Regions from separate parts of the Mus musculus genome. Here all the other regions are linked to region 1. A link is a loop called in an ENCODE intact Hi-C map of the cell type or tissue named here. Cell type or tissue: heart. All regions are shown on one strand. Region 1 holds the start of Kctd6 (potassium channel tetramerisation domain containing 6). Region 2 overlaps Fam107a (family with sequence similarity 107, member A). Region 3 has its middle 4.8 kb from the start of Fam107a. Region 4 overlaps Oit1 (oncoprotein induced transcript 1). Region 5 holds the start of Htd2 (hydroxyacyl-thioester dehydratase type 2). Region 6 overlaps Htd2 (hydroxyacyl-thioester dehydratase type 2).

Region 1 (5,000 bases):
AGAGCTGAGAGCTCCCATCATACTTACCGATGTCATGTTAGGAGCGAAAGACCCAGTTAGTGATGCCTGTCATTACGGAAGTGGTATACAGTTCAATGTGGGTAAGCTTAGTCAGCAGAGAAATGGAAAAAATTAGATAAAGACTAGGTGAGAATATGAATGGTCATTGCTTTTGGACTCTGTGGTTATTCATACAAGAAATCTAAACACACCTCCAGCCTTATTAAAACTAGGAGTAAAACATTATTATACAAAAATTAAAGTGACTGTATTAAGTTATAAATTTGAAAACGTAATTTATTTTATCTATATAACCTTGATCAGACCTATCCAAGTGTGGTGGTACATGCTTTAGATCCCAGCACTCAGGAGGCTGGAAGATCTCTGTGACTTTGAACCCAGCCTGATCTACTTGGTGATAACCTTGTCTTTAAATATATATATGGTCTTTATTTGGAGAAATATGGGAGGTGACTTTTCCAGAGATACCAGTAAATTAAAAGCAGTTCAATTGTAGTGATGCCAAATCCGAGAGATGTTGATCATCAGTGATTTCTATGTTTTCTTTTTGTAGAATACATTATGGGACAAGTGGTATAGTTTAGCAGTACAGAGAGTGTTTAGTTTGTACTGTCCTGGATTCAGTCTTTAGTACCACAAAGACAAACATCCATACTCATTGTATTTTTCTGACTGTAAGTCCAATATCCACATATTGTAGAAAATAAATAAAATTCAGAAGAACATTAAGAAGCAATAAGTGGAGGCTGGAGAGATGGCTGTTCTTCCAGAGGACCAGGGTTCTATTCCCAGCTCCACATGGTAGCTAAGAATGCCGTCTATAAGGTCAATTCCAAGGGATGCACCACCATCTTCTGGCCTGCACAGGCATTGAAAGTAGCACAGGCAGCATCTTACATACATTGCAAGCAAAATATATAAATTTTTAAATACACATAATTTTTGAGAAAATCTTTTGCAAAAGTTACTAACATTTGTATCCTGTTGCCTTGGAATACCATGTTCAATGGTTTAGTCATCAAAGTTTTTGTCTATGTGTACTCCTTTAAAAAAAAAATCAATGTTAGTAGGGGCTGCCGGGGGGTGGGGGGGGAATGGGAGGGTGGGTGAGGAAGTGGTGGCGCACGCCTTTAATTCCAGCACTTGGGAGGCAGAGGCAGTCGGATCTCTGAGTTTGAGGCCAGCCTGGTCTACAGAGTGAGTTCCAGCACAGCGAGGCTACACAGAGAAGACTTGTCTCAAAACAAACAAAAAAATAGGGAAAAAAAAATCAACATTGGGGTACTGTATGTATTAAAATCAACATTGGGGTGCTGTATGTATTAAAATCAACATTAGGGTACTGTATGTATTAAAATCAACATTGGGGTACTGTATGTATTAAAATCAACATTGGGGTCCTGTATGTATGATTTTGTGTCCTGATTTGCAGGAGCATATTCCCATATTCTTTTTAAAAAGATTTATTTATTATTATACATAAGTACACTTTAGCTGACTTCAGACATACCGGAAGAGGGCATCAGATCCCATTACAGATGGTTGTGAGCCACCATGTGGTTTCTGGGATTTGAACTCAGGACCTTCGGAAGAGCAGTCAGTGCTCTTACCCGCTGAGCCATTTCTCCAGCCCTATTCCCATATTCTTAATTAGTTTGTATCCTTGCTTAGATGTCAATGTAGCCGTCCATTGTGTTGAAGTCCACATTGCTTATTTAACCTATCAATTTGATTTTTGGAGAAAAAATAGAATATTAGATGATGATCATACATATAAAAACTAGATTTCAGAACCACCTCACAAACATGCAGATGTGTAAACCAGGTAAGTTTCTGTTTTGTTCTTTTGAGAAAGGGTCTCGTTATGTAGCCTCATCTGTCCTAGAGACTAGCTATGTGGGCCAGGCTAACCTAGAGCTCACAAGAGACCCACATGCCACTGCCTCTAAGTGCTGGCATTAAGGATGTGCACTACTTTTACTATGCCTGGCCCAGGTGAGTTTCTAAGGCCAGTGGCTTTTCACCCATGTAGAAGTGGATTGAGATCTGGCTAGCTAGAAGTGGTGGCTTTTGCATCTTGTCTATGCATGGAATCCAATTAGCCCTGCAGCCTTGATGTCCTTCCTGAAGGGACATTACCCTTGCCAGTCCCATCCAGACTAAGATCCTCAGAGGTATTACACAGGATGACGTTAGTTAGCTCTGCCCTTCTAACTGGCTGCTCTTCTCTGCCTAAAAGGCTGGATCGGTGGTCCCTCTAAGCCATTACTTTACAGAATGGCCTGCCTTAATATATAAGGCCAGGAGTCTTATATATTAATACATTAATAATATTAACTACATTATTATGTATATATTAATATAATATAATTACATCAATATTAATAACATTAAATGTATACTAATATTTTATATATATCAGATCGTCACATCTTCCCTTATTCTCCAAGGCAGCCTTCTTTTTTTTGTTGTTGTTTTTTCAAGACAGGGTTTCTCTGTGTAGCCTTGGCTGTCCTGGAACTCACTTTGTAGACCAGGCTGGCCTCGAACTCAGAAATCCACCTGCCTCTGCCTCCGGAGTTCTGGCGTATGCCACCAAGCCCGGCCAAGGCAGCCTTCTTATTGGACCGCTCTCACCAGGATTCGAACTTGTCTTGTGTGTGTCTACTGGCTGCTTTTTTGAGTCTTGAGACGCGCCTCGGTCTGGGTGGCTGCTCTTCTCTCTAAGCCCTGCATGCGATGAGGTCTATCGACTTAGTGAAAACAGCTGAGGAGAAACAGTTGCGGAGAAGGAGTCCTGGGCAAGCAGGGAAGAGACTGCTGGCGGCCAGGAGGAGAGGCTGAAAGCGGAGGGGGAGTTAGGGGCGTGGCCTGGGCGGAGCTCCGCGCGGGAGTCCTGGGCGGGGCGGGGATAGGAACGGGACGGAGGCGGGGCTTCGGGACTGCTGCAGAGCCCGCCTGACCACGCCGCCCCGGCAGCGCCCAGAGTGCCCGCGGCGATCCGGCTTCCCGGCCTTCGCCCCGCGCCGCCGATAGGGGGCGTCCGCGTTCTCGGCGCCGCGACTCTGCTGAGAAGGCGCCGCCCGCGCCGGGCAGCTGGAGCCGCAACTCCGGGCTCCGGCTCACTCGTCCCCTCTGCCGCCGCCGCCGCCGCCGCCGCCACCGCCGCCGCTGCCGCCGCGGGGCGCGGGCTCGCTCGTCCCCGCGCTCGCGCTCTCGGGCCGCCGGCGTCTCCCGGCCGGGTCGCCTCCGCGCTCGTGCAGTGAGTGGGGCGCGAGCGGGGCCTGCGGGCCGGGGCTGCGGGAAGTCGGGCTGAGGAGAACGGCGGGTGGCGGCCGCGCGTCCCCGGGCTGGCACGAGCCCGCGGCGGGGCCTGGGCGGGGAAATCGGGGACGCGCGGCCGCCTCGGGCTTTGGGCTCCGGCTCGGGTTCGGGGCTCGGTGCGCGTGGCCGGCCGGGCTTGGCTTGCGGGAGACCGCGGAGTAGGGACCAGCGGGCTCTGCGGGGCAAAGGGTTGGTGTTTTGGGGAGTGGTGTTTATTAGCCGCCACTGCCCTAGTTTAAAGCTCTGCTTTTTGGGTTTTGTGCACAAATTGCAGCTTTTTACCGGAATTTTGGGATGTCACGGCGATTTAGTGCTGGGTGTTAAGAGGTGATCCTTGGCGAGGTCGTGGGGAGCCCCTGCAGCACCTGCTGGGCGATGGCAGCGGAGGCTGTGTCTGGGGGTGGGACGGGGAAACGAAACGTGACTGAGATCCTGTTTGGATATTCTGCTGAAGTTGTCATGTTTCTGTTCTGTACACCAGTACATACAGCAAGTTGATAAACCTGGTTTCAGGATTTCGTGATGCAGACAAATAGACCGATGTGACCTGGTTTAGCTAAGAATGTCTGGGATAGCCCAAACAACCTGCTCCAATGTACCCCCCTTGGCAGGCTCATCTTTTTCGCTGTTGCAGATATTCTAGTATGGGAATAATGGTGGGGTATTACAGGCCCAAAGCCAGAAGTGTTTCAAAAGAGTAAAGATCTAAGTAGGTAGGGTGGGAGAATCACCCTTTGGATGAAAACCAGGAGCCCACACGGATTCTTAGTTTTTTGTAATACCGTAGGTAGAAAGATGGCCATAGAATTTGAAAATTTTTAAAGTGTATTTTAGCTGAAGCAATAGCGTGGAAAGCAGTCTTATGGTCACTCCTATGATCCATCGTCGCATCCTGGATTTTAATAGTTGGGGTCTATTTTAAACGGAACACGTATGTGTGTCTTCTGCTTTATCTTGAGACAACCCTGAGTCATGCTTTCTAGAAGTCCCGAGAGCTCACGTGTCTGTTTGTCTCTGCGAACGCTGGACATCATTTTACCTTTAGTTTTTCTCACGGCAACTGCGGTGGGATCTCCGGGAAAGGAGGGCCAGGGACGGGACAGAGTGGGAACACAGATTGGTCCTAACCTGCATGTTCGCCCACCGTGTCTGACTTACCTATTTAAATTTTGGTGATGCTGCGAGTAGTAAAGGGCGGTCTACTCAGGTTCTCACAGCCCTCTGCTGGCATGCTGCACGTGAATCCAGAGCGCCACTCCTCACTGCCCTGTCGGCCAGTTTTACCTCCATTGTGTTTAAACGGTGTGGTTACTTTTGGGAAGGTCATAATACCCATTTTGGTGGAAACTGAGGGAAAGTAGAATTTTATGATTTGTGACTCTGACAGCACTTAAGCTGGAGAGTATATATTCTTCTGGTTTGATACTGTCAGAAGATTCATAATTTCTTGTAGGACTTTCTCCCTTTTTGCCTACATTTCCTTTCTTCTAGCCCACGAGGTTGAGAGAGGGGTTTAGTTAGTGGTAATTTAGCTTTATAATCCCATTATCCTTGTGCGCTCGCTACTTGTGCTGGCCTGTATGTGGATGTTAACTCCGAAGACGCCAGGAGATGCCACTGAACCAATTACTATAAAAAGTATTTCACTTTCAAAC
Region 2 (5,000 bases), 87 kb after region 1:
GGCCTCAGGCTAAGCCAGAGTTGAGCTGTTCCCAACACTAGGAGCTGAGCTGCTCCAAGAAATAGGCCTTATTGGGCAACTGAGGCAGAATGGAGGGACACTTGGCCCTCTTCCTCACTTCTGCTAGGGAAATATCAGTGAGTCTGATCGGGGATGGCACCTCTGGAGGTCTTTCCTGGCAGTGGCTTCCTCTCTGGTGCAAGAAGGCTAGGTGCTCAGAAAGAAAAGTCCAGAGACCTTCCTCTGTGTGTGTGTGTGTGTGTGTGTGTGTGTGTGTGTGTGTGTGTGTGTGTCTCCAGCTTCCCAGGAATAGCTGGCCTTTCAGGTGTGCCTTGCTGGCAGCATTGTGGGCTAGGGTCCTCAGGTTCAGACTGGCTGGAGGAGGGCTGGGCCAGAGTAAGTGGCAGGAGCTGGATGGAGGGAGCTCTACAGTGCTCTTTCCTCGCTGGTCAGTGTGGTGATTCTGCGTAGGTTTTCCCGGACTTTGATGAACTCAGGGGCGTGGTCCTCGTCTCTCTGTGGTGGGTTTTCCAGCTGAAGCGGAGAAACACAAGGAGTGAATTTGGCAGGGTTGGTTCTGGAGGTGGGGGTAGAGTTTCTATTCTCAAAAGCCATGGTATTGGACCAAGGGTCCTGTCAATGGGGAAAGCCTGGGTTGGGTTTTACAAACCACCCCAAAGCTGGGGTATGTATCAGGCAAGTATACACTTGAAAGAGGGTCATAAAGATTAACATGAACAAAAAACCCCCTACCCTCACTTCAGGAAACATTATCAAAACAGTACCCAAGAGGAAATCCCACCATCTCCGAATATGGGGAGAGGTGATGTGCAAATGACCTCTCAAGGGTCAGGCTGCTGGCAGCCCCAGGTTTTGATCTTGTAGCCCATATCCATTCTGGAGAGTGCTTTCCTCTCCCTTAATGTACCTCATCTCTGTCACTATCCATGTCCCCAGCCAGCCTTCCCAAAACACAAGAACCCAGATGTCTCTGTTTACTGGTTCAAATCACATCTTCCTCTGGCCCCAGACCCTCCCACCTATGAAATAGAAATGCCACCTGCTCTCAGGGCATTTCGGGGAGCAGATCTATCTTCCAGGATATAGACCTTACAGGAAAGCTGAGGGTCAGAGAAGTGATGCCACTGGACTAGAGTAACACAGCAGGGCAGAGGTAGATTCTAGGTCCCATGCTGACCTTCCTCTTGGAGGAGGCTCAGACGGAAGCTGGACGCTTCCCACCCACCTGGTTCAGTCTCTGCTGCCGCCTCAGCAGCTCCTGCTTGAAGGGGCACTGCATCCGCTTGGCCTCTAGCTCCTCCTCCTTCTTTTTGATCAGCTGATTCCTGCGACGGTGCTCTAGAACTCGCTGCAGCTCAGGCTTGCTGTCCATACCCAAGCCCCTGCGGGTAAGGAGAACAGTGAGGAGACTCTTTCCTAGCCTGGGACACAGTCCCTGTATTATCTCTTAGAGCGTTTGGGAAACACCGGAAGGGGGCGATCTCACTGCCCCGTGCTATATAGAAAGGCAAAGAGGCCCCCCTCCCACAACACAGCAGGGCAGGTGCAGTACAACAGGTGAGTGAGAATTTCAGACCCGGCTGCAGACAGAGACCAGGTATCACATGGTTGCTGGATATTTTACTAGAGCTTCTGATGGCGGAAATGCTGGCCTTCGCTCTCTTAAAATCTCATGGGATTTAATTTCCTTACAAAAATATATATTTACCCCCATTTTACAAGCCAACTCTTTTAAGTCTAGGAGACAAAAAACAATGCCTGGTTTTCATGTTTCCTTAATTACCAGTCACATGTAATGAACTTTAAAGTGTTTCTAGCATTCACATTTTCCCATTTGCATATGAATCCCACTCATTTTGCTTACCCTTTCCTGGTAGACTAAGGTACACGAATATATGAATATTTCATACTGTATATGTAATTTTCAATAGAATTTATTTATATTGCAAATATTTCAGTTTGCCTGAAGCTGTTTTCCATCGTGGTGGTACTTTTGATACTGAAATGAATGATTATCGCAAAAACAACTGAGAACATGACAATATTATAATATTAGTAGAAAACAAACCCAAAATCAGCTCCATGTGCCAGCGGTATCTGTCGCATGACTTAGAATGGAAATCACGTCCAGCTCCAATACAACAACCAGCCGGCAGAGGGCGCCATGAAGGTACCATAAGCTTCGGCCTCTAGCCTCTAGCCTCTCAAGGGCCCCTCAGCCACCCTCTCCTACACTTGACATCCTGTGATTGCTGATCACAGATGTGTCATAGCCCATTCCCCCCACCCCCGACTCTTGTGTTTCACTGCCATGCTCTCCCCCAACAGAGGGTGTGGCTGAGAAAGAGCCATCACTACCTGAACCCTCTACAATATTTATGTGCTCTCTCTCCAGTTTTCTCTGCCAACACGACCCATCTCTCAGCAGGGTTGGCTCTTGCCCCTGCTTTAGGCCTTCTAGATATCCTCTCTTCCATGATGTCATATAGATAGTCCCCCTATCCCAGTAGCCCCTCTGGGGTCCCACATTCACTTAAAGCTTCCAGCAACTTTCTTTTCCCCTGGGGAGGGCAGAAACTGGGTCTCCGTCTTTTGTATCTTAGGTGTGGGCATGGTGCCCTGCACACAGTAGGGCATCTAAGCACACAGCAAATGGGTAGGGCTTTCAGGTTCACACAGTTTCTTCTGGTGACCCTGTTGGGGTTCCAGGCAATGGCTAGGTCAGCCCCTCTAAGAAGCATTTTTCTAAGCCAGCCAGCTGGATGCCACCCTACCTTTTGTGGTTCATAAGCAGCTCACGGTGCAGCTCCTGATGGCTCCGAGAAGCCTTCACAGGGTTCAGCAGCTTCTTGGGTTTGATGAGCTCTGAGTTCCACTCTCTGTACTCTGGTCTGGCCATGAGTCCCTCGATGTCAGCCCGCTCCCTCTGGATCTCTGAGTACATGGAGGCTGTAGTAATGGGAAGTAACGTTACTTCACGTCCCACATTCCAGCCCACCCTTTGAGGTGCAGCTTAGTGGGGGCTTTCTCACACAGACAGTGGCTTCTGAGCAATTTGGGTTAGCTACCTGATAATGCAAGTCTTGCTTTCTGCCTCTCTATTGTGGGAAACGGTCACTCCACCAAGGGGAAAAAGCTTGTTGTGATTATTGGAGATGATGTTCTCTGGGAGGTGGGGTTCAGAAGTGAATAGAGACCAAGGCTCACAGTAGCTGTCACGGGACTGGGGAGATGTTTCAATCAGCAAAGAGTCTGCAATGTGAACATAATGACCTGAGTTAGATTCCCAGCACCCAGGGAAAAGCCTGGCATGTTGCTGTGTGCTGGGAACTCTAGCACCATGAGGTAGAGACATGGGGAGCTCACCAGCCACTCTGTTATCCTAATCAGTGAACCTCATGTCCTAGTGGGAGATCCTGTTCCAAGATGCAAGGTAGACAGTGCTTGGGGAATAGCATCCAAGGATGACCTCTGGCCTCCATGTGGCTATGCACACACACACACACACACACACACACACACACACACACACACACACACACACGAGTACATATAACTACATAGTCACTGGCTGTGCTTGATAGTTTCGCATCAACATGACATAAGCAGCTAGAGTCATCTAAGGGGGGACCTCAATTGAAGAAAATGCCTCCATGAGAACAGGCTGGAGGCAGGCCTGTAGGGCATTTTCGTAATAAGTGCCAATGTGGAGGGTGCCCATTATTGGTGGTGCTGTCCCTGGTCTGGTGGTCTTGGGTGCTATAAGAAAGCATCCTGTGAGCAAGCCATGAAGAGTAAGCTAGCATGCCACACCTGTCCATGGCCTCTGCATTGGCTCCTGCCTCCAGGTTCCAGCTTGGTTTGAGTTTTTGTTCTGATTTCATTTGATGATACATAGTGATGTGGAAGTGCCAGGCAAATAAACCTTATCCTCCCCAAGTTGCTTTCGATCATGGTGTCTCATCACAGAAATAGTAATGTGAACATAATGACCTGAGTTAGATTCCCAGCACCCAGGGAAAAGCCTGGCATGTTGCTGTGTGCTGGGAACTCTTACTAAGACAAGACACTGACAGAAGAGAAAAAATACCAAACAGCAAAAAGGACTACGTTTAAGTTTCTGCTTTTCAACAAACTTGTGTAAGGAAAGGAAAAGGTGTAAATTGTGTGTGTGTGTGTGTGTGTGTGTGTGTGTGTGCATGCGCGTGTACAATCTGTAGCAGTTAAAGACAATTTGGATAAATGCTATGATAAAAGAAAGCATCATCTCTTATTGTCTACCTCCTTAGCCATAGTTCTGATGTCATGGCAGAGGTGCGGTTCCCTATTCTCCACACCAGAGAATAGTATGTGAAATGCTGCTGTGCCCCTGTAACAAACACACGGCTACTGTCTTGCCTGCCACACTCATGTGTCCCACTTCTACCAAGTACCTGGATATTTGTCAATGTACTTTAGATTTAGGCAGAAAGGCTTCTCTGCCCCAGACAGCTCCTGATACTTGAAATGCTTAGACGGAGGGAAGGGGACAGGAGAGGAGGGGAGGAGAGGAGAGGAAATGAAATGGGGGAGGGGAGCAGAGGGAGGAGAGTTCTATAAAAACAAGTCACGGGGTGGGGGGGTGGGGCGACGACGACAACAACGACAGTCGCTGCCTGGCTGTTAGCCATTAGCGATTAGTGATTAGCAGTTTAGAGTAATTACAGAAAATGTTAGGGCAGATTCTGCCTCCTTTCTAGGCTGGGCTTTCGGAAGCACCCTAACCCCCTTTCTGACACTGTCCACCTCCGTAGTGCTAGCAGGACTAACCAGTGCATGTCAGCTGGCCTGGCTGGTAGGTTTGAGCCTTTTCTGTGTGGTGAACATAGATAGTATTTGATGTAATATTCAGTGAACACTCAGTAATGTTGGTTGGTAATTTGTGATAGGTAATTGGTGATAAAACTTGAGGTTTTGATCTTGGGGAACCAGAGGTCTAA
Region 3 (5,000 bases), 100 kb after region 1:
CTAGAAAGTCCTGGTTGCAGGACCAGGACAACAGATGGCCAAGGACATTTAGGCAAGAAACCTGAAGGCAAGGTGTCGTTTTCTCTGTGCAGCCACAACTGTGTTGCTCCAACTAAGGTTTTTGTCATAGCCCAACATGGGTGCAGACCCACAGGCTCACCCACTAGGCTGGCAGCTCAACATCAGGGGCCTTAGCTTAAGTTATCCTGACTTCTGTCCCAGTACTGAGATGCTTGCTATGGATTAGATGTGAGGTGTTCCCCACAAAGGCTCGGTGCTGAAGGCTTCGTCTCCAGATGTGCTATTGACAACTAGTCATGATGGCCTTACCTTCAGCAATAGATCAGTGGATCAGTGTACTGATGGGCTCACAGTTGAATGGGCTATCAGAAGGAAGGAAGTAGGTCTCTGGGAGGGGGTGACTTTGGGTACATTTTATCCCTGTCTTTCACCCTTGAACTCCATATGGTAAAGGCTTCCACCATGTTTCTGTCTTAGAAGCAACGGGAGCAGTGCTCAAAATCAGCTGACCTGAAGACATCCAAAGGATGGATACCAAGAGCTTGCTGCAGTGTGTGAGCATTCATGACACTGCACAGGAGATGGGCAATCAGAGACACCACTGTTCAAACCACAACTGTCCACAGCAGAGATTGTGGCACCTTACATGGGGTGCAGCAGATCAGCATGTCACCTGTAAAGGATGTCCCCTACATTGTAGGGAAAACATGCAGTATGATCCCCTCCCTTTCTCTTCTTAAATGCATACATAGAGAACCTATTTCTATGTAAACAAATCTGTCGGCACTGGTCAGTTCTAGGAGAATAAATCTCATCTGCTATAGCTAGGTATCACTGGAGTGTGCAAGCCAGAGTATGGCATAGGCTCACAGATTACTGTATCAGGACTTTTGATGGGGGCCTAGACAGGGAAGTGTGTGTGTGTGTGTGTGTGTGTGTGTGTGTGTGTGTGTCTGTCTGTCTGTCCGTCTATCTGTCTGCATTTCTGAGGCTCAAAAGCAGGACCTTGGGCATCCTACATAAGTTATTTACCACTGAGGCCTGCCCCCTGGCCCAGGAATAGGAATTTTGCATACTGCCCTCAGGAATTCTTGGTCTTAACATTTGAGAGCTACTCTTTGATAAAATAAAATTATAAGCCCTTATTCTTTTGTTACTATTCTGTAACGTTTGTGGTTTAATAATGAACAAACCCATTGTACTTCTTTTATATCTTTGTTATCATAGGAGAGCAGGAAGGAGGCAGAGCAGGGGAACTCACCTCTTCCAAGCACCTGTCTTGAAAATCAGTATGAGCCGGGCAGTGGTGGCGCACGCCTGTAATCCCAGCACTTGGGAGGCAGAGGCAGGTGGATTTCTGAGTTCGAGGCCAGCCTGGTCTACAGGGTCATTTCCAGGACAGCCAGGGCTACACAGAGAAATCCTGCTTCGAAAAAACCAACCCCCTCCCCCAAATAAAACCAACCAAACAAACAAAAAAGAAAATCAGTATGAAATCCTATGTTCATTTGTAACATGGAAGAAGAGGGAGACCTGAGCAAATGAACCTGTCTGGAGAGTGTTCCAGAACTCTTCAGGGGTCAAGGTGGAGCCTCTCTGCCCTCCACCTTCTCTGAAATGAAGAGCTTTAGAAGCTGATAGGCAGAATTCTCACTCAGCCCCATAGTGGGCTGGAGGACTGAAGGAGACTGCCACAGCCTCCCTGCCACCCTCACTCCTGGCTCTGAGAAGTATGAGAGGAGAGGGTCCTGAAGACCGGGGGAGGCATAGCTGAGTGTGGGGCATCTCCCCCTGTAGTGCAGGAAACTCTTCCAAACAGCTTTTCTTTCTTTTCAGCTTAGTTCACTTCAGTCCAGTAGCGTCAAAAGCAATTCAGATGGGCCGGCAAACATCAGAGAAGTTTCCACAGCAACTCGAAACTTCTTCCTTGACCCTGTGTTTTGGAGTCTCAGTCTCCAAAAAAGCCCACAAAAACAGTGCCCGGATCAAGCTGGCCACCTCTCTGGCCACTCTGAACATATTCTGCTGAAAGGACTTTGGGGCAGGGGAAGGAGCTTGCTGGCAGTAGAGCTTGCCATGGGGCCCACAGAGAGATTAGAAGTTGGTGAAGAGTTGCCTTTCCAAGTTTGAACTGGGAAACAGTTACCGCCCCCCCCCCCCGGGGGTGGGGGTGGGGAGGGATTTCAATCGTGAACACAGGAAGTGGGGCAGGGCAGCAAGAACCAAGAGTCCTTTTTTTTCTGAAAGCTGAACCTGCTGCCATTGGCGTAGTGAATTTGGTCTCTAAGAGTGATCTTACCCTTATTTTAGTTGTCTTGCTGCGAGACAAACCAGGACACATTCTCATGCTTCTCTCTCTCTCTCTCTCTCTCTCTCTCTCTCTCTCTCTCTCTCTCTCTCTCTCCTCATGGGTATGATGGGAAGATCATAGTAACCCATACAATTTCAGAATGCCCATGGTTGCATGGTGGTAGAGAACATCAGGGAAGCAATGGAGGTGTTTAGTACAACAGCATCCATTTTATGTTTGGAACTATTTACAATACAGGAGGTTCAAATTGCACCAGGGTCCAGATTTTTGTTCGTTTGTTTGTTTTGTTGTTTTTTTAATGTAGTGCTCCTTGGTAGCAGTAGTGGATTGGCGGTTTTCTGCCCCCTGGTGGCTAACAAAGAATACAGCCCCCTGGGGAAGTGTCCTGCTATTTACACGGCAAGAAAGAAGCCTTCCTACCTAGGGTGGCAGTAACACATGCCAGGGAGACATTTATGAAGGGACAATAAACACCTTTTTAGCTATGAGTGAGCATGAGTTATATCACATAGTGAGTTCTTCCAGTCAGGGGGGCTATGAGTATCTGGTGTCAACCCAGACACCAACCCTGGATCCATGGCTGAACAGCTAGGTGACTTTCAACCTGCCCTCCTCATCTCTAAAATGGGGCAATTGTTCTGATGAACAGCGGCCATAGGGCATGGAATCCTTTGGACCAGAGTCGGGCTACCTGCCTAAGTGGCAGCTACCATCTTAATACCGCATGCAATAGCATCAAAGTGCCATTCAAGTGAAAACTTGGAAATTCAGTATGAAGCAAATGAACAGGTCAGCTATGCATGGGGAAACAAGAAAGCAACATCCTCGAGTATGACTAGTAGCCGGTCGTAGCTGCTAGTGTGACTAGCATAAGATTATGGGGGCAAGCTCTGTCCCTTTGGCTTCTCAAGTTCTCCAAATAGCTGTGGATGCCTGCATGGCTGTTATGCTTGTTTTCGTTGGACACAGGGTCACACGGGCTGGCCTAGAAGTCACTAAGTAACCCACACTAGCCTTGGGCTTGCAATGACCCTCCAAGTGGCACTATACTCCTCTGTGTTTTTCTAGTAGTATACTCTTACTTGGGTGAGGCTCAAGGCTGCTATCCAAGGATACGATTGCTCTCTCCCATTGCATACTATACTCTCCTGGGGACATTGAAAGGGCACCTCACTCCAGTTCCTCTGTTTTTCTTTGTGTTGAACAGTGGGGAGAATGATTCCTGAGTTCATGGCTGTAGATCTGAATCTCACTGTCATCCCTAACTGTCTGTGTTGTCATAGACAAATCATGCTACCATCTGAGTTCCAGTTTCGTCGTTTTCCAGCAGGAGTGGGTATTGCTTACATCCCCAGGAGAAGGTCATGCCTGCTCTGTCTATCTACGCATCCTGTGTCCCTCCCATAAGACAGAGTGCGTAGTTGAGGCCAATAATGATCAGATGGATGAGTACAGGAGTGAATCAGGACGGCCAGATGACAGGGGCAGAGCCTTATGAAGACAATGACAGCAACAGATGGACCGAATCATTGCCGTTATTTCTGTCCTAGGAAGACAGGCTGACTTTGGAGAAGTAGCCCTGAGTCTGAAAGTGTTTTCTACCTCTGAGATGGGTGGAAAGATTCTTTGCTAAAGACCATGGGCTGCTGTTGCAGCTCTCTGGGGTTATCTACTTACTAATGGAGAGGGTATTTAGGGGCTCTGTTAGCATTGCGAAGATGGAACTAGACAATGTTTGGTGTTTTTAATGAGTGCTCCATCTGTAAGCACCCGGTCCTCAAGGAGGCCTTTGTCGCTTTGTGGGGCGGTGAGGGTGGGGGCGGGGGTGGGATGGACCAACCTGTGACCGACCCTTGGAGATCTGACTTGTCTGCCGAAAGCTGAGAAAGACAGTCCACAATAGCAGTTCCAGCTAGAGAAAAGCTCAAGGCCTTCCTCCTATTAGCGATCTTGCTGCCAGTTTTATGGGAACTTTTGAAATCTGATTCCTTGATTGGAGGTTACTGGCTCCGTGCGGGCTGGGATGGGTTAAACCTTGCCACCCCCACCCCCCACCCCGAAGGTGCAGTCCGTTCTGAAACCTTGGCTAGGTATTGTCTTACATAAGGGGGCTTAAGGCAACCCTTGTTCAAACCACTTACTAATTTGGTGGGCGTTAACTCTCGCGGCAGGGGCGAGGCTCTGAAACAATGAGCTCTAGGCACCCTGGTGTCCCAGGCAGCAGCCACCACAGCAAAACCGCCCTAGCACTTCTGGCTTCATAGTCTGCAGCTGACCACTAGCTGAGACCTGCTCCTTGTCCAAGGCAAAAAGCAAAAGGGCCAAGTTCCTTGACTCTTTCGAATCACATCCTGGGAGGGCAATTTTCACCTTCCCTAAAACCCCGACCAGTAGGAGTTTTAGTTCCTAAAGGAAAGAAACATCCCAAGCCTTAATCGAAGGCATTTTGTCCTATTCTTGTATATCCCTATGTTTTTCCAAATTTTTTTATGCTGACCATATATTCGTTCATATTATTATTTGAATAAAGGACTTTTGAAGTATTCCTAGTAGAAAATACAGTGCTTATCTGCGCATAGGCAAACAAAAAATTAGAGATGAGCACCTGTCATCAACAAAATTCAAAAGCCCGCCGCGTGTTTCCTTTCCAATCATTGCACGTCCACAG
Region 4 (5,000 bases), 130 kb after region 1:
TGACAAGTTCCAGCTGAGATATCCAGCCTCATGGACTGAACAGCTACTAAATTTTTGGTCTTTCCATTGGGAGACAGCCATTGTTGGGTGAGCCAGAACTCAGCTATATTAGGGTTCTCTAGAATAACAGAACTTATGGAACAAATAAATATCTCTCTATAATCAGAAAGGGGATTTGTTAGAATGACTTACAGGCTGTGGTCCAGCTAATCCATTCAGTCCACGAGGCTGGATGTCTTAGTTGGTCTTCAGGAGACAACAGTTTCCTAAGGTAGGCTCTGCTGCCAGTGAAGGAATGGATTTGCTAGTGAGGGTGAGAGCAATCAGGCAAAGAGCAAAAGTTCCTTCTATCTGTCCTTGTGCAGGTTTCTAGCAGTGGGCCTGGCCCAGATTAGACATGAGTTTACCCAGATCAAAGGATTAAAGGTCTGCCTTCCCACCTCAAGATCTGGATTAGAAGTGGATCTATTCACTTCGGGTTAAGCAAAACTCCTTCACAGGTATGCCTCTCCATTTGGGGGTTTTGGATAGTTCTAGATGTAATCAAGTTGACAACCAAGTATTGCCACTATGACAGCCTGCAAGCCACTATAATGACCCCTTTGGTACATATCATTCTATCAGAGATTCATTCCATCACGTCTGTTCCTCTAACCCTAACACAGAGAGACGCTGTCTCAAAAACAAAGTGAACGGTGACATTGGAAATCGTCTTATCAACATCTGGCCTCAATATGCATACATCTGTGGGATGCATATGCACATCACACACACACACACACACACACACACACACACATGCTCACACACGTGCGCACACACACACTCATAACACTCTCACATACATACACTCACATATACATATACACCCATGCAATCACACACGCACACACTCACATACACTCACACCCATATGCACACTCATGCACACATACTCACACATACATCACTGCATGACAAATTTGAATTCCATAGCTCTTGTGCTGTATTCTCTCCAGCCCACATTGTGTGCCTTTGCTCCGCACTCCTTTCTTCTCCAGTACAGTCTGGCATGGGCTCAGCTTCCTTCCTGCTGGGAGAGAGGTTGCAAAGGGCCCAGATGGCCATCTGCTGGAGCAGTCAACCTGAAGTCGCCCTCCATCTCCTAATTATCCACTGGCCTTGCTCTTGGTAAAGTAGAAGGGAAGGAGGGCCACACGTTCATTACATTTCCCTCATCTCTCTGGTCTCCTGCTGAAGTCAGGTTTACTGGCTGCATGGGGGCCTAGTGACTGAGCCTTCTTTTGGCCTTTGAAGCCCAGCTCTGGGCAGAAGGACCCAGTGCAATGTCCAGACCACACTACGAGAGCTGGAGGTATGGGACTGTCCTCAGGGAAATGGAGGGCCAGGATTCTGGGTCCCTCTTGGTACTTTCTCACCGGGTGGCTCCACACCCCCTAGCCTCTTGCTTTTCATCTGCAAAATGGAAATAAATAGCTACTCCTTTCCAGTAACCAGTGGGAGATGACCAGGACCACAGAGGGGGCAAGCTTCGGAAAGAGACACTGTGACCAACTGGTTTCTATTCTTCCCAAAGCTACAATGGCATAGGGCTGGGGTGTGGTCCCCAAGGTTCTGTGTAATTTTCAAATGTCATCAGAGGCATTCAGGGGCACACAGAGAAGAGGAGAGGCAGTGAAGAGAGGAGGGGAAGAGAACACTTCCCTCAGAGTGAAGGTATCCGAAGGGTGTGTTCAGGTGGTGACAGACAGTGGGATTCCTGGTCTTATTGGGAGACACTTCACCTGTGTGGGTCTGGACAGAACACTTGACCTTTCTGAACCTTCTTGTGTGAAAGGGAATATTGTGGTCCCTATTCCATGATACCTTGAGGATAAAGTGAGGTAGTACTGATGTTTGGCTCTGGGCAGAGCTTCTAGGAGTCTGCAGTTCTCCAGTGGCAAGGTGCTGCTATTATCATGATGCCAATAAAGTGTTGAGTCTTTCTCATTTTGGTGAGACCCCGAGAGCCAGTTCAAACCGCTTTCCAAGAGTTAAGAGCCAGGCACCTTGTCCTCCTCCCTTTCATTCCTATGCTGCCATCTGCTGGCGAGAATCAGAATTGCAGCTTCAAGAGAGCTCAAGTCACATTTGGCCTAAGGTCACTCTCAGGGTACACAACAGGCCTAGCCCTGGCAGGGAGCCAGGAAGCCCATACAAGCCTCAAATCCTGAGGCCCAGCATCAGCACGCAGAGACTCTTGGAGGCTTGTCTACAGCGATGAGCAAGTCAACCCCAAGTCTCGTCCATTTTACCTTTTGAATTAGACCACACACATGGCCTCTCCTGACTTAGCTCATATCTTGTGCAGCTTCTCGGCCTCCTGGCCGCGACATAACATGGAGTTTTATAAAAATGGTAGACCTAACCATTCCATGTCTAGTTTAAACATCCATGACACCACTGTCCCAGGTCCAAGCTCTCTGCCATGCACAGAAAACTGGCACTCAGCTCATCCACTTACCCTGTAGTCCTCCCAGGCTTTGCTCGCAGACAGGTCTGCCCATCCGAACACACACCTCTCCGTTCCACTGCTGCTAGCTGACTTCTAGGCTCTCTACAGAGGGCTCCTGTGGGTGCTACCATTTGAAGCCATCATAGGTGAGAGGACCTGGATGCGGTAGTGCTGTTCCCCCCTCCTCTGCTGCTTCGCCAAGCTCCTTCATCCCAGGGAGTCTCCTTACTCAGTTCTAAGCTGGTTACATGGTCTCAACCTCCTCTGGTACCCTGTGTAATGTGCACAGTGTCTCCACATACACCCAGATGGCCACCCAGGTCCCTTGAAAATAGTGACCACTGCTAAGGGCTGTCTGCCAAGTCCTATACGCTAACCATGAACTTGCTTTTTGGAGACTTTATTGGCTCCTTTTAAATCTTATAGGCTATCTTTGCTCGTTGTAAATATGCCTTTTCAGGAATGTGTTCATGAAAACTGGCTGCCATGTTCCTCCCATGGTGGGTTTCTGATGCACTATACTGGTGTGGGCACAGGGGTTTTCTGAGGTCTGAAGACCTTCTAGGGTAGTCTGGAACAGAGGCGCTTACTGGAATGGCTGGGCAGCTATCTCCTTCCTCAGCTCAGCTCACTCAAGGCTCTCACACTGGCACTTGTGTCTCACACCACCATGGCCCCTGGTCCAGGGTTCCCAACGTCTTCTCTTCACCAGGCCTTGTCCCATGTAAAGTCTTCCCTGGCAGGGCTTAGATACCACTCAAGACTGGGGCTCTCCCCCAGTAAAGCTCGAAGTCTTCAGCACACAATTCTATGAGCACCTCTAGGATCTGATGTAGAGCAGTGCTTCTCAACCTTCCTCATGCTGTGACCCTTTAATAGAGTTCTCCATGTTGTGGTGACCCCAACCATAAAATTATTTCATTGAGACTTCCTAAGTATAATCTGGCTACTGTTATGAATCAAAATATAAACATCTTATATGCAGAATATCTAATATATGACCCCCTAAAGAGGTCATGTCCCACAGGTTGAGAACCACTGGTCTAGAACCTGAGAACTGGACCCTCTTAGGGATCCTAATCCATAGTCTTATCACCATGCATGTCTTTTGATTATTCTCCTTCATTGCACCTACTTGTCAGCTGGCACTGACATCTTTTGGCCACTGACCCCTTGTGCAGACACAGGTGGCCTCTTGTCCCTGCATGGGGTGGATAAGAAGTGTCCAGGGATGCACACCACCAGCACCCCCCCACCAAGTCTGAAGGATGCCATCTCTGTGCGGTGTGCTCTACAGAGTCCCAAAGTTCACGGTGGAAGCTCACTCTAGTCTCCAGCAGTAGGGTTAATAACACCCCTGATTGGCCGCCCCCTACCCCAAACACAATGCCTGTCCTTGCATGCTTCCTTTAGATTCTGCCTCTCGGGACCCCAAAGCCAGGCAGATGTTTAGAGACCTGTTTAGTACTGCAGACATTTTCCCTTCCTCTTTTGCTCCAGCTCTGGCTTGCCTTAAAAGGGCACATCAAGATGACGGTCTGTGTGCCCTGTTTTCTAGGCTCCCCTGCTCCTGTCCATCTTGGGAACCAAGTTCATTCCTGCCTGCCCAAAATTCCAGGAAACTAGGCTTCAGGCTCCATCCCAGCTGCCAAATGAGCTGTCTCCTACCTGTCCAGACCAGGCCCCTTGTTAACTGAGACTAGACCAGTATGTTCCCAGGGAGAATCACAGCAATGGGAGAGATGGGAAACGTTCAAAATCAGCAAAAATAGAATTTAATTCTGCTCAAGTAAGTGTAGGCAGCCAGTCCTTCTGGAGACAACCATGGCAGTCTTGGAAGGTCTTGTTCTCTCTACCAACAGCCGGTTCCACAGGCCCCATGGCCGCCCATCCTCAAGATGGCCACTATGGGGCAGTGGGAGGCTGTTGCTTCCTTAGACGGGAAGTGAGTCACTGTGTGCAGGGGATGATCAGAGCGTACCATATGGCTTCTTTCTTCCTCCCAGTCAGCTCCTGCCAGCATAGACCCAGCACTCCTGGGTTCTGCTCTCAAGTCCGTTGGGCATTTCTTTGGCTCCCTAGGCCACCCTACATTACTTTCCGTGGCACACAGCCCTCGAGCTCTAGCAACTCCGGCCATCCGTCATATTTGTTTGTTTCTGGGTTGTTCTTTAAGAACTAGGGAGAGAAGAGAGATGTTTCAGACACTGAGTGGTCAAGGCTGTCTAGGACTCATGGAGAAAGCATTTGCACTTTGAGTCTCAGAGGGCTCACTTACTCTGCCATAGCCCCATTTTACAGATGGGGCCAGAAGCTCAGGGCAGGACCACAACTTGCTCTGGGTCTCAGCAATGGGGTCAGAGCCTACTACACCCCACAGGCTCATCAAGGACTGGGAAAGCATGGGAGCTGCCGTTCTCCTCCAAAGCCCCCACTAACCTCCCATAGAATCCCAAATCATGACCGAAACAGCATGGAGAAGGGGGATCGTAACAGTGCGCATTTG
Region 5 (5,000 bases), 130 kb before region 1:
AGAGGACAACTTTCTTCCCTTTCACCATGTGGGTACCAGGGATACAACGCAGGTCTTGGGCTTGTCAGTCAGTACCCTTATCTGATGAGCCATCTAGGCAGTCCCCTTGTGTGGTTTGATTTAAAGTGATGTTACACTTAAACGTTCAAGAGAGAAAACCCCACACTGAACTTGTGGGAGGAGATTTAAGAAACTCAAAGGGGGGCTTGCAGGTGGGTTTCAAAGACCATTGGGTAAAACTTCATTTTTGCACCAAAAATTTAAAAAGTTGTGGAATCTCCCTGATGCCTGGATTCTGTCAGGGCTCTCTTGTTAATCCAGATACATCATAGTACCTAGTAAAATAATAGAATTTCATTGAAAAAAAAAAACAAGGATTAAACAGCAAAGTACTTATTTTTCCAAAGTATCTCTTTTGTCCTCAACTCTGGATTAACAAGATTAAACCCAAAATGCATGTGCGTCTGTTTTTTTTCTGGGTCACACGGCCTGGCAAGAGTAGTTTGTTGGCCCAGAGAGACTCTTTCCCGCTATAGTTTCCTGGATACCAGACAGTGCATCAGCTCTTTTCCCCCTTACAACTCTGCAAGAAGTCGCTGGTGATCCGTCTACACAAGAAGGGAAGAAGCTGGGTTGGCAGCAGAGGACAGATTCCAGCACAGTTCTGGCAACTACGGCATTTCAGGGACTTTTAGGGGTCCTGCTTGGGTATAAGCCTGTTGTCAATTTGCGGGGGGGGGGGGCAGGCCCTCAGATAGACATCCAGACTTGACCAGTCCCCCTGCCACCTCCTCTGCTCTGTGTCTCAGCCTCCCTCCTCTGCCCTCCCCAGCTCCAGCTTCAAGTTGTTTCTATTGTTACAGAATTGCAAGTCAAACTCTGCATACCAAGACTTCTTGTCTTATTTAGCGGTTGTCTAGAAAAACCCATCACCTAAGCAAATCTCAGCCGTAAGATATTTCCTAGTTTGCTAGGCCTATCCTGGAACTGAGTTATGCAAAGACTCTGAGAGTCTAAAAAAAAAAAAAAAAACAAAAAAACAAAAACAAAAACAAAAAAACCACCACTCAAGATGGGCGTGGTGGCGCACGCCTTTAATCCCAGCACTCCGGAGGCAGAGGCAGGCAGATTTCTGAGTTCGAGGCCAGCCTGGTCTACAGAGTGAGTTCCAGAACAGCCAGGAGTACACAGAGAAACCCTGTCTCGAAAAACCAAAAACCAAAAACCAAAACCAAAAACAAAACACTCATAAAATCTCAGATAATAATCACTGACAAAAGATTTCTTCAAAGCTTAGGTACCATAACTTCCGATTCATGTCAGATACAATAGTTCTGCTAAAATTCTGCTATAATTACCAAAATACAAACTAGTTTTGAGAAAGAAAATGCCCCTCTCTGGGGTCTGTGTTAGCTTTTCCCCCTTATTCCCCAACAAGCCTTGTTTCCTCTGGGCAGGAAGGAGAGGAAACAGAGGCCACGACTTCAGAGCATGGCCAAGGCAGGAATGAAAGCTTAGGGGACAAAAATATCAGGTTTTTTTTCCCCAATTACAGGAAAGGCCCCAACTTACCTGGGCACAGGCTTGGCTGTGCAAGGCATACTGTTACCATCACTACTGTGTCCCACTCAGGCCAAATCAACGCTCATCTTTTTAGTAAACTCAAGCTGTGTGACCACTGGTGCCAAGGACTGCAATATGGTGATGAGCCATCACCAAGTTCCCATACCCAGAGACTACCTCAGAAGGCAGTTGGGTTAAGATGGTGCTCCTGAACTAGTCTGGACAACACTGGCTGCTTTAGTTAGGGTTTTACTGCTGTGAACAGATACCATGACCAAGGCAACTCTTATAAAGGACATTTAATTGGGGCTGGCTTACAGGTTCAGAGGTTCAGTTCATTATCATCAAGGTGGGAGCATGGCAGCCTCCAGGCTGAGGTGATAGTTCTACATCTTCATCTGAAGGCTTCTAGCAGAAGACTGGCTTCCAGGCAGCTAGGATGAAGGTCTTAAAGCCCACGCCCACAGTGACACACCTACTCCAACAGTGCCACTCCCTGGGCCTAGCATATACAAATATCATACTGGCCAAAGCAGATAATCTGTATTAACACTGGCAACCATCAAAGGCAGACAATTTAGTCTCTCTCTGGCCTTCAGTTCCCTTATGTAAAACAGGGACTATTGCAATAATAGCTGCCTTAAGGTTGCTTGAGGGTTCCATTAGATCACTTACGTGAAATCTTCTGCACAATGCCTGGCCCAAACGTAAATATTAGTTGCTATTATAACTGTTAAATATACACGGTATGTCACATGAATACAAGGACCATATCCTATTCTCCGGAGTTGCCAGCACTCAGAATAGTCGCTAATGCATAACGGATTCTGACTTGGTGATTAGATACAGAAGTGGAATTACTTACATCTGGAAATAGGAGCAGCTGGATTTTTCCACATCAAAACAGAATCTCTAGTGTATGTTAGGAGCCACATTGGGAAACTGACAGACGATCTTGTCTTTAGTGCGTGACACGGATGTTCCTGAGATGGCAAGGCTCAGATTTAGCTTGGTGGTAGAGGACTTGCTTAGTATAGACAAGGTTGTGGTTTTGATCCCTGGCATTGCAAAAAAGAAAAAGAAAGAGAAAGCAAGAAAGGAGAGGGGTTGTTTGATATAACCTGTTGAGCATAAATGTAGAAATAAATGACCATGAAGAGTGTCTGACGACAGTTCCGAGGGTGGACGCTAGAGGGCGCAGAACCTGTTCGTCCTCAGCCCCCGCTGAGGGTTACGCACTAGTTCAGTGACCGACGCGGCGCGGTGACGCCACGTCCTGTTATGCGTCTGTGGGGCGGTGCGAATGTAAATATCACCAGTTTTCCAGGTCCGAACTTGGGCTGCTGCGTGGGAACTCCGACCCATGCCGAATTCTAGCGGCGTGCAAGAGTCAGGAACGCGGTTATTCCAGTGATCCTCTCCGTCCTGGGCCGAGGCGGTTTAGCCTCGCGGGGCAGGTGCGCATGCGCGACGCGGGAGCACGAGGTGGAAGTGTGGCGGACCTCAGGTTCTTCGCTGCTGTAGTGTCAGTCTGAGAGCCACCGCCGGGCTCTGTACAGCGCGGCTTAGGTCCCGGATACAGGCGGTGACCGGGAGGGCTGATCCGGCCGTTTGCTGGGCTCACTGCCCTTGATGTGGGCGCAAAGTCAGTAGCGATTGTTAATGGAGCAAGGTTGGGAACAATCTTACTCTTCGGCAGTAGGGGATCGGCTTTTTAAACAATTGCTTTAGTTATGTCTTGTGTCCCCCAAATGTTCAAGACACCGGTTCGTGAGTTCGTGAGAAGCACTAGGGTATGAAGCAGATCTCTGTTTCGGAGTGCAGACACTGAAGCAGAAGGGGAGAACTTGCAAGAACTAGGCAAGGAGGGTATGGTACCATAATAGATAGGATGGGCAGTGGGACACATTGAGTAAGATCAGAGAGGCTGGAGAGTGTGAGACACGTGGCTACCCAGAGGCGATGCCGAGGCCAAGAGGAGGAGGAAGCCCAGAGTGTTAGGTCTTAAGAAATTGTTTCAACACGCCTTTAATTCCAGCGCCTAGGAGGCAGTGGCAGGTGATCTGTGAGTTTCAGGACTCCGTTACACAGAGGAATAAACGCTAAACAAACAAACAAATTAATTAATCCTTTCCTTAAAAATCCGGCATTTAGACAAAGGTCGGGATTCCTTCAGGGATTTAAGAAGGTGGTTCCTACTTCCTAAAAGGAGTCTTATTTCTGGCAAAAGCCGTATTGCTTCTCCATTAACCTGGATGGTTACCTATTAGTATATCGAAGTCTATGCTAGCCTCTAGGTTCTCTCAGCCCATACTCACAAGTTCCTGTTAGAGTGGTCTTGGCTGACACACCCCTTCCCCTGCCCTAAACCTCTCGTCTCCAGCTCCCGAGATTCGCTTCACTTCCCTCAGCTTCTCTTTCCTATGTAAGTCAGCCATTTCGATTATGCGTTATGTATGCAGTCTCCTGGTGGGTCTCTCTCTCTCTCTCTCTCTTTTTTTTTTTTTTTGGCTTTTCGAGACAGGGTTTCTCTGTGTAGCCCCGGCTGTCCTGGAACTCACTTTGTAGACCAGGCTGGCCTCGAACTCAGAAATCCACCTGCCTCTGCCTCCCAAGTGCTGGGACTAAAGGCGTGCGCCATCACACCCGGCTTCTGGTGCATCTCTTAATCCTGCACACTCTTGGTCCCTCTTCTTTCTCTTGCTCTTTTCATGGCCAGTCTATTCTATTGGCCAAATTCAGGCTGGACCCTTCCAGATACCTCTGGCTGTGCTCTCCTTCATAGCTACAGTAAACTTTCTCCTTAACCAGACCCAGGAGCAGCCATGTCCTTATTTTTGATTCACAGAGGACAGAAACTGAGGCCATGGAGGAATCGCTGAACAAGAGATCGGAGCCATGCCCTGAAGGCTTAGACCTTACTCTTACATTACAATGTTTAAACTTCAGAGCATTACAGTGCTTGTGATGTAGCTTAACCCCACAGTGGCAGCAGTGTAGCTTAGAGAGAGGGCAGGAGATTGAAAGCTCAGGTAAGAGGCAGTTGCTAGTAAGATGTTTGTGAACATTCCTGCTGTCAGTAGACGGCACCAACAGCGTTGAGTGTGATGCCTGATCTGAGGGCACCTCCATCTCTGTACAGCCTGCATGGGGCAGAACTGTCTTACTCTGAGAACTCAAGCCTATGCAGAAGTCATTAAGTCATTTTCTTGAGGTTACTTTATTTTTATTTAATGTATATGAGTGTTTTGCCTGTTTTGTGCCACTGTACCATGTTGCTACAGTGCCCAGGAAGGACAAAAGAGTGTAGGATCCTCTGGAACTAGGGTACAAACTGATGTCAGCCACCCTGTGGCTTCTGGAAAATCAACCCAGCTTCTCTACAAGTGCTCTTAACAGCTGAGCCATCTATCCAGCCCTAAGTAATCTTTAATTTA
Region 6 (5,000 bases), 120 kb before region 1:
CCGGGGAGGTGGGCTGCTGCTCTTCCTGGAGGAATGCTGGTATATCCAGAAGCTGTGTGTGGAAGGGGAGACTTCCAGATTGGTGCATGGTTTGTCCAGACTTAAATATGTGCAAGATCTCATTGTCTATCAAGGTTTGGATTTTTTTTTTCCAATTAAAAAAACAATTGAGAGGGGCTGGAGAGATGGCTTATCAGTTAGGATCACTGGCTGCTCTTCCAGAGTATCTGGGTTCAATTCCTAATACCCACATAGCTGCTCACAACTGTATGTAACTTCAGTCTCAGGTGATCCAACACCATCTTCTGGCCTGTGCCGAAACTACCTGCACATGGTACACAGACATACATGCATACGTGCAAGCAAAATACAAATACAATAATAGTAAGATAAAAATCTTTTTAAATTGGGAAGACTATCTTCATGTTTTACTTTCAGAATTTGAAACAGTTATATTTGTATTTGATAACGTCTACGTCAGTGTTGAGGGATTTTCTTGCTGGATTTATACCACCATGTATACCAAGTGCAGCAATGCAAGTATAACTGCAGCAATGCAAGTAGAGCCATCTCTGAACACCTAATTCTGAGACCCTTTCTCAGCGGCTTCTGGGCTAGGCTTATAATTCCTTACACCAAGATGTAATCTTTTGTTGCATGTGGTGCCACTGGCCTTTAGTTCCCACTTAGGAGGCAGAGGCAGGCAGAATTTAAAGCTAACCTGTGTGCGTAGCAAGTTCTAGAACAGCCAGGGCTACATAAAGAGACCCTGTCAAACCAATAAAAACAAAAAATGACATTTAATTCAAATTTCTCTGTAACTTGCCTTTCAGGGTTTTGCTGTTACTGGTGAGGGGTTTCCATGCAGCCACGACTCAGTTATATAAAGTCCTAGCATGGCAGCATTGTTGGAAATAATAGAAACAGAATTCATCAGAGGGCCGGGCCTAGAAATATTAGCCAGTGTTCTCCTTCCATGTGGCTTCCCATGAGTGAATTGGGTGACTTTTCTGAATTGGAAGTTGGCTGTTCTACATTGATCAGGTTAACATGCTGATCTTTCAGAGAGCTGGCCAATCTGTTTGTTAGTATTTTAAAACCGAAGGAAAGCATCTGGAATGTAAAGGTGCTGTTTTAAGGGTTCTAATTCTCTCCCGCTCTTGAAAACGTGGATCTACTTAAAAAAAAAAACAAAAAAAGCAACAACAATAAAACTATTATATGTGTGTGTGTGTATATACCTTTATGTGTGTGTGTGTGTGTACACACATAAAGGAGGCAGGAGGATCTCTTGAGTTTGACACCAGCCTAGACCCTACCTACCCTAGTTTCAGGACTACCTAGACCCCGTCTCAAAAAGAAAAAAAAAAGTGTGAGTGGGTGATGGCAAAGGTGTGAGTGCGTGATGGCAGAGGAAGGCCAAGCTTTTGGGTCTTTTTTTCTTTTTTTTTTTTTAAGAACTTGGAGTTATGGGGAGAATGTGCTAAATGTGTTAGTATTAAACAGTTACCCTAACAGCCAGGACTTCTTAAATATGTGCCGTGGTCTACCTGTGCTCGGTAGGTTAAATGGTAACTGATCATAGCTAGATGCTTTGATTAGAAATACAAGATCAGCGAGGCATGGCATCTCTTACTATTATAAAACTTAGGAGCGTGTGTCACCTGCTCCATATTTCCTGGAAAAGACATTCCTTCTGTGTCATCTTAAGCAGATTTTTGTGGGTGTGTGCTTGTTTGTACATGTGGAGGCCAAATGTCAGGCTCGGGTGTCATTACTCTTGACAAGATTAAGATTCACTTTGTGTTTTTGTCTCTTGCTGGCATTAATGTCAGTAATTAAATGAAGCTGGCTGGCCAGTGAGCTCAAGGAATCCACCTGTCCCCACTTCCCCAAGCACTGGGACTTATCTATAAACACAAGCTACCATGCTGGTTTTTTTGGTTTTTTGTTTGTTTTGTTTTGTGTTTTTTTTTTGTTTTTTTTTTTTTTTTTGTAAACATGGATTCTGGGGGGCCTCTTGGTTGCTCAGCAAGGCACTTTGTCCTGAAGCAGTTGAATAGCTTACTAGAAAGAATTCTTGTCACTAGAGGGCAGTCATGTGTCTAAAATGAGTTATAAACTTATTGTACCTTCTTCCAGTATGTGAAGGGGTGAAGAAACCCCCCAAATCAATGCCAAGAGCAAAGGTACTATAGTAAGTCTCAGAATGGGCAGCATTGCAGGCTGAGGTCAGCTAACAATGACTTGGTTGTAGGCAAGTCACTAGACTCAGGCCTTCAGTGCACACTCCTGCAGAACGCACCTTTCAACTGGGAATTTGCAGCAAGACCCATAAATGGAGCATGATATGATTAATCGTAGTAGCCACCAGGTTTTTACATTTCTGATAGGCTAATTTTAATTCTTGAAACAGCTTTATAAAGTTACTAGCTCCGTGTTATTGACAGAAGCAGATGGAGTTACTAGCTTGTCTGAGGTCATTCAGGATCATCCAGGATACAGGCTTGAGCTCTCTTTTTCTCATCACTGGATCTTACAGTGTTCTCATTCCTGGAGTACTTTCCATTTCAATAGTATTTTGTTAAAATAAAATTCTTAAATCCATTCAGATTGATATTCCCTGCTATAGTTGTAGCATTTCCCTATTTTATACCTATGGTTTCCACCCAAAACCTGCCTCTCACCCTTTACCCCCAATGATGGTCATGCCTCATAGTCTAGGCTGGCTTTGAACTCAAGACCCTCTGGTTCGGGCTTACAAATGTGTACCACTGCTCCAAGCCACCTACCCTTTTCCTAAATGCCATTCAGAGATTGTCTTCAGAATGTGGAAGCTCTAAGGATCAGTTAGATGACTAGAAAACTAGAGCCAGGCACAGTGGCTGATGACTCACTAACCGGGGTAGGAAGATCTGTGTCTTTCCCAACCCATCAAAAGAAAAGTTATGCAGCCCAAATGGGAAGTGGAGAGAGATGTCACTCTGTGACTTTAAAAGTAGCTTCTCGTTTAGAGCATTTCCCCATTATCAATAGTCTGGGGTGGCCATGACCTTTGATCCCTAGAAACAGAGTAGAGTCTCTCCACGTGGTGACTCAGAGCCAAGGCCATGGAGCTGCTTGTGCTGTGTTAGAGCAGCCAGCCGTGAGGAGCCCACAGGAGGTGCCAGGAGTGACCATCTTACAAGGAAAGGGGCTGATCGCTGGGAGAGAGCCTTGGTTGTACGGGTCACATATGGAAGTGAGTGCAGAAGTAATGACTGAAATAGCCCAATTTGTCTACCGCTTTCCATATTAGGGGCATTATAAGCCTGCGCTTTATGTGATACTTGATTGCCACAGAAAGAATAGCCATCTTAAGCAATTTTAGCCTAATGTACTGGAAAATTGCTTAACAGACTGTTAGAAGCATTTCCATATTACTGAAATGCCACTCACCCCACCGCCACCCCCACCTCACCTCCCAGCAGCAAATCCTAGATTAATGGGTAGTGCCCCCCTATGGCCACCATTTATCTTGTGGACCTGACTTGTGTGTTCATCCAAGAAAAAAGAAATCTCTAAGTGCACACCAGCACCTCTGAGATAACCGTGGGTTTTCATTTTGTGCCAAACTATCAGTCATTTTTCTTTCATGTTCCTAGAGTATAATTCACAGGCCAATTTACTCCCTGAGAAAATTGCTGTTAAATCGCTTCTATTGAGGATTTATATTAAAACAGTCTACCAGGGGTTGACTGTCACTGCGCAGCTTGCTGCTGTGACTGCCTTGTGTGCTGGCTTAGCTGATTACCTAGTTCCAGGCACTGTGCCCTCACTCCTGGGTTACACTCCCGGCTGGCTGCGTGTGTGACCATCTCGGGGCTGGCTGCATGAGCATCTGCCACATGGCTCCAGGTACTTCACTCTTTACTCCCTTCGTGCATCTGGTTTGCCAAGAGCAAAAGTCTCAGCATCTTCAGAAAAATTTGGAGTTGGTGCTGGATAACCAGCTGGCAGAAGACCCAAATAATGTGTCCATCAGTTAAACAAGATGAATAGATTCCACAAACAATTTTTTTTTGTTTTGTTTTGTTTTTTAGTTTTTCAAGACAGGGTTTTTCTGTGTAGCTCTGGCTGTCCTGGAACTCACTCTGTAGACCAGGCTGGCCTCGATCTCAGAAATCCGCCTGCCTCTGCCTCCCAAGTGCTGGGATTAAAGGCGTGCGCCATCACACCTGGCTGCCACAGACATTATTTTTAAAGTGGCTCTTAGCTGTAAACCATCGTGACCTTATGCCCCTGGACATATTTTTCCCAGTGTTGACATAGAAAATGTTAGCATATGAATGACTATTATGAGTAAAATCTGTTGCTCAGTGTCCATCCCATGATTATTTGAAGAAATAAAGTCATTTGGAGTTGTAAGACCACCCTGCCTAGGAAATTCTGAGTTTTCACAAGCTTCTGTGATCTGATTCTGTACAGCCGTTGTCAGGGCTAGAAATTTCCTCACTAAAATCCATTATGTTCAATCAATCTGGCCAAGCCTCAGATTGTTAGATAAACAGCCCATGAGCTGTCTAAACATTTGGCAACATAGCAGAATATAAAAATCTTTTTTTTTTTCTTCTGCTGGCCTCCAAGTAGTTGTATGTATGCAAAGAGGCAAAGCCTCCCATTTTCTCATTCCTCATCAGTTTATGTGGCCCAGAACTGGAGACACAAGCCTGTTTGATTTAGAACAGCTCTGGTCTGAGAAGAGTTTCCCGAATTCAGCCTGTGTGACTTCAAATGCTAGACAGCCAGGCACAGAACATCTGTAGTCAGCCACTCCAGAAGCTCAGGCAGGAGGCTCGCTAGGTCTCTTAAGAGTTCAAGGCCAGAACTCCAATTAAAAAAAAAAAAAAAAAGGAAGGAAGAAAAGCCAAATGAATATTGAGGTTGTGTGAGGCTTGAAGCCCATCTGTCAGGAGGTTGGGCAAGGAACTCACTGAGTTAAGTAGGAAGAGATGAGCCCA

The links. Peaks named below come from ENCODE experiments on the same cell type or tissue, not always from the same donor. Only the 100,000 strongest peaks of a DNase experiment are listed, where the experiment ranks them.
Region 2: a loop joins it to region 1, with 2.1 times the contacts of the local background. A loop is called at or near these places in 4 of 42 quality-filtered maps.
Region 3: a loop joins it to region 1, with 2.1 times the contacts of the local background. A loop is called at or near these places in 3 of 42 quality-filtered maps.
Region 4: it touches region 1 in a loop (2.5-fold over the local background); 6 of 42 quality-filtered maps call a loop at or near these places.
Region 5: it touches region 1 in a loop (2.9-fold over the local background); 11 of 42 quality-filtered maps call a loop at or near these places.
Region 6: a loop joins it to region 1, with 3 times the contacts of the local background. A loop is called at or near these places in 11 of 42 quality-filtered maps.

What each region holds. Positions count from the first base shown.
Region 1 is chr14:8,211,060-8,216,059 of GRCm38, forward strand. It overlaps Kctd6 (potassium channel tetramerisation domain containing 6), which reads left to right and starts at 3,022. Exons shown (of 3, transcript NM_027782.3): 1 at 3,022-3,283. In heart, CTCF peaks have their summits at 3,037 and 4,593 (motif pointing left); a DNase peak (open chromatin) is centred at 3,052; H3K4me3 peaks cover 2,367 bases; H3K27ac peaks cover 1,424 bases.
Region 2 is chr14:8,298,264-8,303,263 of GRCm38, forward strand. Fam107a (family with sequence similarity 107, member A) reads right to left here. Exons shown (of 4, transcript NM_183187.4): 2 at 2,796-2,970; 3 at 1,247-1,403; 4 at 1-534. The coding sequence starts at 2,965. The coding sequence ends at 427. Among named protein-coding and RNA genes, the nearest start is that of Fam107a, 9.0 kb to the right of the region's middle. In heart, a CTCF peak has its summit at 2,164 (motif pointing right); no DNase peak of the experiment used is centred here; H3K4me3 peaks cover 359 bases; H3K27me3 peaks cover 1,518 bases.
Region 3 is chr14:8,312,062-8,317,061 of GRCm38, forward strand. It overlaps a transcript of Fam107a not described here. Among named protein-coding and RNA genes, the nearest start is that of Fam107a, 4.8 kb to the left of the region's middle. In heart, a CTCF peak has its summit at 2,691 (motif pointing left); a DNase peak (open chromatin) is centred at 2,090; H3K4me3 peaks cover 907 bases; H3K27me3 peaks cover 2,030 bases.
Region 4 is chr14:8,344,695-8,349,694 of GRCm38, forward strand. It overlaps Oit1 (oncoprotein induced transcript 1), which reads right to left. Exons shown (of 10, transcript NM_146050.2): 10 at 4,254-4,672. The coding sequence ends at 4,583. Among named protein-coding and RNA genes, the nearest start is that of 2610318M16Rik, 20 kb to the right of the region's middle. In heart, a CTCF peak has its summit at 2,087 (motif pointing left); a DNase peak (open chromatin) is centred at 2,107.
Region 5 is chr14:8,077,493-8,082,492 of GRCm38, forward strand. It overlaps Htd2 (hydroxyacyl-thioester dehydratase type 2), which reads left to right and starts at 2,821. Exons shown (of 6, transcript NM_001348727.1): 1 at 2,821-3,020. Rpp14 (ribonuclease P 14 subunit) reads left to right here and starts at 2,821. Exons shown (of 6, transcript NM_025938.4): 1 at 2,821-3,020. In heart, a CTCF peak has its summit at 2,760 (motif pointing right); DNase peaks (open chromatin) are centred at 2,839 and 3,469; H3K4me3 peaks cover 1,725 bases; H3K27ac peaks cover 1,286 bases.
Region 6 is chr14:8,090,611-8,095,610 of GRCm38, forward strand. Htd2 (hydroxyacyl-thioester dehydratase type 2) reads left to right here. Exons shown (of 6, transcript NM_001348727.1): 6 at 1-1,236. Rpp14 (ribonuclease P 14 subunit) reads left to right here. Exons shown (of 6, transcript NM_025938.4): 6 at 1-1,236. Among named protein-coding and RNA genes, the nearest start is that of Pxk, 5.1 kb to the right of the region's middle. In heart, a CTCF peak has its summit at 2,093 (motif pointing right); no DNase peak of the experiment used is centred here; H3K27ac peaks cover 11 bases.